Regions from separate parts of the Homo sapiens genome. Here region 1 is linked to region 2. Evidence: chromatin loops called from intact Hi-C (ENCODE). Cell type or tissue: B cell. All regions are shown on one strand.

Region 1 (2,500 bases), 44 kb after region 2:
GGTGGACTCAGGTCCTGTTTCTTTGGCAGCTACCAAGTGAAGATAGATGTGTAGTGCTGTGTCCAGAAACCCGTTACATGAGGCGCTGCACTTGGGCTGGAAATGAAGACTGCTTCTCTGGGTCAAGTGGCTTAGCGCCTTCAGGCCAGAGTGGACTGTTTCATTCTTCCTGATATAATTTTTTTAAAAACCAAGTTTCTGGTAGTTTGTCTCTAAAATCACATACTTTGTCAGGGAGTGAGAAAGTAGGAGCACTCCAAGAAGAGGGTTGTTAAGGACACTTTGCAACTACTGCATATGCTTGGGAGAGAAACACTGTTTCCTGATCACTTTGCAGGTGGCCTTATCTGTGTCTGTTGCCCCAGCCTCAAGAATGGCTGGGCAGATTGCTACTTACTCAGTGCAGCTCATTTTTGCTTTCTCACCACATGTTTAAATAGGAAAAAAAAAAAAAAAAAAAAGAGTCAACTCTCTTGTGTTGGGTTTTCCTCAGCTTCATAATATATACCCAGGAACTCTGATCCTATTTTTTCAGACTCAGTGGTTTTGCTCACATATCCTCCCCCAAACTCACTCATTCTTGGGCCTGGGGATTTGGGCACATCCAATTTGCTGCAGCATGTCTCATATTCACCCCTTTAGTGCCTCCCATGCCTGTCATGTACTGAAGCCCCTCATGCTTGATGTCCCAGGGGTACCCACCTCTTCCTAAGAAGCACCTTTCATCACTTGCTCCCCAATACAGACATTGCTGTCTGGATTCAGAGTGGGAGCCTTCCCAGGAGGGTGCCCAGCCTACCCGTGTGGCTTAAGATCTGCATTTCAAATACAGTCCTCTTGAGAAAAAGGTTAACTCCCTTTGTGTTTTCCTGGTAGGTTTTCTTTCTCCCAAAGACTCTCCAAGGAGCTTCTCATCTGAGCTTCTCATCTGAAAGTACCATCGAGAGGAGCAGTGATCCAGCCTCTGCTGCATTGTAGAGACAAGAAGGGCTTTGCTTGTCAGATTTTCATTTCTTCTTTTTAAAATATACTTCTCTTTTTAGAGGAGGTTAAATGGTGTCATAATTCATACTTGTGAAATAATTTGAAAGTCAAATTCCCAACAGCATCCGAGACCGAAGGTGGTTGTTTGGAGTTATGGTCAGCTTCTTCATAAAGGAAGACACTGGGTTGGCGTTGACAGACATACTGACGGACACATCGTGTTTCATTTCTCCGTCTCAATTTAAATGTAGACCATGGCTTCTTCACCTCAGCAGTATTGACATTTGGGCTGGATCATTGTCTGTTGGTGGGCGTTGTCCTCTGTGTGCATTGTAGAATGTTTGGCAGCATCCCTGGCCTCTGCCCACTAGATGCCAGTAGCACTCAACCCCCATTCCCTGCCAAGTTCTAATAAGTAGAATTGTCTCCAGGTATTGCCAGTATTTCCTGGGAAGCCCTAGTTTCAAACTGCTGGTATAGACTGTAGTAAGCCCCACGAGGGCATTGTGGCATCCCTGCTGCCTGGCATGCAGTGGACGCTCAGTTATTATTTACTGAATAGATGACAAGCCTAGTATGTATTTCACTACTCCTCACTAGCCCCAGATCCTCAGAATCTGACCCAGAACTGGAGTTCCTGTCTAAATCTAGCATATGGCACACCCACCCCCAGTGCTACCACCATACTTGTCCACCCTCCAGGTCCCCACAACTGTTTTGCTCCTTCCTGGAATTAAACATTTGCTAATACCCATTACTAGACCAGTGGTTCTCACAGCGTGGTCCCAGAACTAGCAGCAGCAGGAGCATCACCTAGGAACTTGTTAGAAATGCAAATACCAGCCCTACAGAATCAGAACCCCTGGGGGTGGGGCCCAGTTGATCTATTTTTACAAGCTCTCCACCTGATGCCAATGCCCACTCAAGCCTGAGAACCACTGACCTAGACTAAGGCCTTTTTTTTTTTTTTTTTTTTGAGACGGAGTCTGCTCTTTCGCCCAGGCTGGACTGCAGTGGCGCGATCTTGGCTCACTGCAAGCTCCGCCTCCTGGGTTCACACCATTCTCCTGCCTCAGCCTCCCTAGTAGCTGGGACTACAGACGCCCGCCACCGTGCCCGGCTAATTTTTTGTATTTTTAGTGGAGACGGGGTTTCACCGTGTTAGCCAGGATGGTCTCGATCTCCTGACCTCATGATCCGCCTGCCTCGGCCTCCCAAAGTGCTGGGATTACAGGTGTGAGCCACCGCACCCGGCCTTTTGTTTTTTTTTGTTTGTTTGTTTGTTTTTTTTTGTTTTGTTTTGTTTTGGAGATGGAATTTTGCTGTGTCGCCTAGGCTGGAGTGCAGTGGTGCAATCTCGGCTCATTGCAACCTCTGCCTCCCTGGTTTAAGCAATTCTCCTGCCTTAGCCTCCAGAGTAGCTGGGACTATAGGCACTCACCACCAAGCCTGGCTAATTTTTGTATTTTTAGTAGAGATGGGGTTTCACTATGTTGACCAAGCTGGTCTCGAGCTC
Region 2 (2,500 bases):
GTCTGCATGCATTTATTCCTTGTGAAGCCATCCAAAAAGATTGAATTCTTTGGCAGTTATAATTTTGTGTGGTTTCTTTAATTGCTCATTTGTTTAAATGGCTTTTAGCTTTACAGTTTCCCTTTAGGAAATGTTACTTTCATTGCTAATTGCTAATTGACATGAGTCATAGAGATTGGAGGTACAGTATGTGGTACTGACTGGGTGGGGAGGCAACAAGGTGGGTGGGAAGGGTTGCTATTGCACAGGCTATGGGAAAACAAATTTGGATCAAAACCAGGCTCCCGGCTAAAGAGGGGTGAATTTCACATGTACAAAGATATCTGCTTTGGAATTAGATTTTCTGAAAAGTTGTTTTGATTCACATCTTAAAATTAAAAGTAAGGGGTGGGGAGATCAAACAAAACTCAGAGCCAGTCAAACTACTCAACATACTGAATACAAAAGCCTAGTGCAAGTTATCCTGTGCCCAGTCACACTTTTAGAGGTGGTTCCTGGCTGGTTGTGAAGTTCTTCTTCAGGGCTCTGGCTGATTTCTGAGCTCTTTCTCTCCCCATCCCCACTCTTGACAGGTTTAAGGGAAACCACAGGCTCCGAGAGTGATGGGGGTGACTCAAGCAGCACCAAGTCTGAAGGTGCCAACGGGACAGTGGCAACTGCAGCAATCCAGCCCAAGAAAGTTAAGGGAGTGGGCTTTGGAGACATTTTCAAAGACAAGCCAATCAAACTAAGACCAAGGTCAATTGAAGTAGAAAATGACTTTCTGCCGGTAGAAAAGGTATGTTCGACAGTTTCTATTTGATTTCAACTTAATGTGGAATATCCAAAAGTACGTTGTGGGGTTTGGTGCTGGAGGCTTCCAATTCCTCTTTTAGGGTTTCCATGTCCTCATGTACTAGTTGTTTGTCCTGTCTTCTTTTTTAGCTCTCCCTCTGTGTGGGAACGACTTCCCTCAAAAGGCTCATGCTCTAGTTTGCTGCTTTCTTTCTTGCTGATCTCTCTAGGGAATGCTTCTCAGGATGACTTTGGAAATGGACCAGTACTTCTCTATCTGCTTCCCAGAAAAACCCCTCATTCCTGGACCCGCCTAAGTGCATGACCCTGACACTTTTCAGACACTGGCCAATCTCTCTCCGCTCCTTGTACATTTCTCTAGTGCTTTGTGCTTGGGTGTGCTGACTGTGGTTCTGCACTAGAGTGAAGGAATTGTGCACCTTTTCTCTAAGAGTTAGTTGGAGATAATTTCAGACTGTTGAAAGGAAGTCTCCCGCAGGTGTGAATGATGGAGATGGCCTGTGCTGTGACTCCCTGGGTTGTTCCCTTCAGGAAGCTGGCTGTTTCCTTCTGCCTCTGGTTCTGGGCTAGTGAGAGGCAGGCAGCATGTTGCTGCTGAGTACGCGGTTACCACAGCAACACACCCAGAGCCCTCGCGCTTGTGGCTGCCGATGACGTCTACTGTGGTATACTTCTGAGCATTGTAGCCTTGCTTAGGAGTTGATAAATACTGTGGAATTTTCCAAATTATAATAAGCTACTCTCGTGCTGTGCTTAAGGCATGTTTGTTAATTCGATTTAGTGCTGAAATTTTTGCTTTGACATTTGTGCCAGCAGATTTGGGGGACGGGGTATTGGCAACCTCTCTAATTCAGGTTTATGGGTGGCTTTTAAGTGTTGTTGTTTTTTTTTCTTTCTTTTTTTTTTTTTTTGGTGGGATAACATTTTAAAGGTTGCATCATCTTCTGCAGCTGTAGGACATCCACCCCTCCACCCGCCCTCAGCAACCTTGCCCAGTGTCATCATGCATTAGAAGCAGAATCTGAAAAGGAAACTTTTCGAACACTGAATCCCTCTAGAGATGAGTCAGGCAGAAAGGGCAGATACCTAGAAATTAAAAACCGTTTCATTTAAACTTTTTTTTTCAATGTTGAAGTTTCTTTGAGTCAGCATTGTTCCTTTCAGCAATCAATATATGATATTTTTCAAGATCTGAAAACTAGTGTCCCAGCTCTTGAGCTCACTTCTGTTGCATATGGTCACATTCAGATTCCTGTGAACATTTACAAAAGAGCAAGTCCCCATCTTGGAAAGGAACACTGGATGCAGTTTTTCTTCTTTTATTCAAGTGGTTGAAGTGAAAACGACCATTGACTCAGTCAGCAAACAGTTCATTCCTTTTGTTTGTTTTATGATTCCTGGCCTTTATCTTCTTTGTGTAGGAGGACTGTGTGTGTGTGTGTGTGTGTGTGTGTGTGTGTGTGTGTGTGTGTATGACTCTTATTATTGCTATTAATATTAGTTTTAGCTGCCAATAATAAATTGAGTTACTGTTGATAGCAATGTCAATGTCAAATATAATACTTGAAAGTTTTTATCTCAGCACATTTCTTTCCTGAACCTCAGAGCTGTATGTCCAACTGCCTGCTTACTTCAGTATCTCCACTTGAAGATCTTAAATTCATATCCGTTTGCCTAAACCTGAACTCATCGTCCTCCTCCAACT

The links. Peaks named below come from ENCODE experiments on the same cell type or tissue, not always from the same donor. Only the 100,000 strongest peaks of a DNase experiment are listed, where the experiment ranks them.
Region 1: a loop joins it to region 2, with 2.5 times the contacts of the local background. A loop is called at or near these places in 8 of 110 quality-filtered maps.

Annotation. Positions count from the first base shown.
Region 1 is chrX:19,637,869-19,640,368 of GRCh38, reverse strand. All of the region lies in intron 7 of SH3KBP1 (SH3 domain containing kinase binding protein 1), which reads left to right. All of the region lies in intron 1 of LOC124905255 (a long non-coding RNA gene), which reads right to left. Among named protein-coding and RNA genes, the nearest start is that of MAP3K15, 120 kb to the right of the region's middle. In B cell, no CTCF peak of the experiment used is centred here; a DNase peak (open chromatin) is centred at 1,048; H3K27ac peaks cover 718 bases.
Region 2 is chrX:19,682,101-19,684,600 of GRCh38, reverse strand. It overlaps SH3KBP1 (SH3 domain containing kinase binding protein 1), which reads left to right. Exons shown (of 18, transcript NM_031892.3): 6 at 573-778. Among named protein-coding and RNA genes, the nearest start is that of MAP3K15, 170 kb to the right of the region's middle. In B cell, no CTCF peak of the experiment used is centred here; a DNase peak (open chromatin) is centred at 1,410; H3K27ac peaks cover 1,795 bases.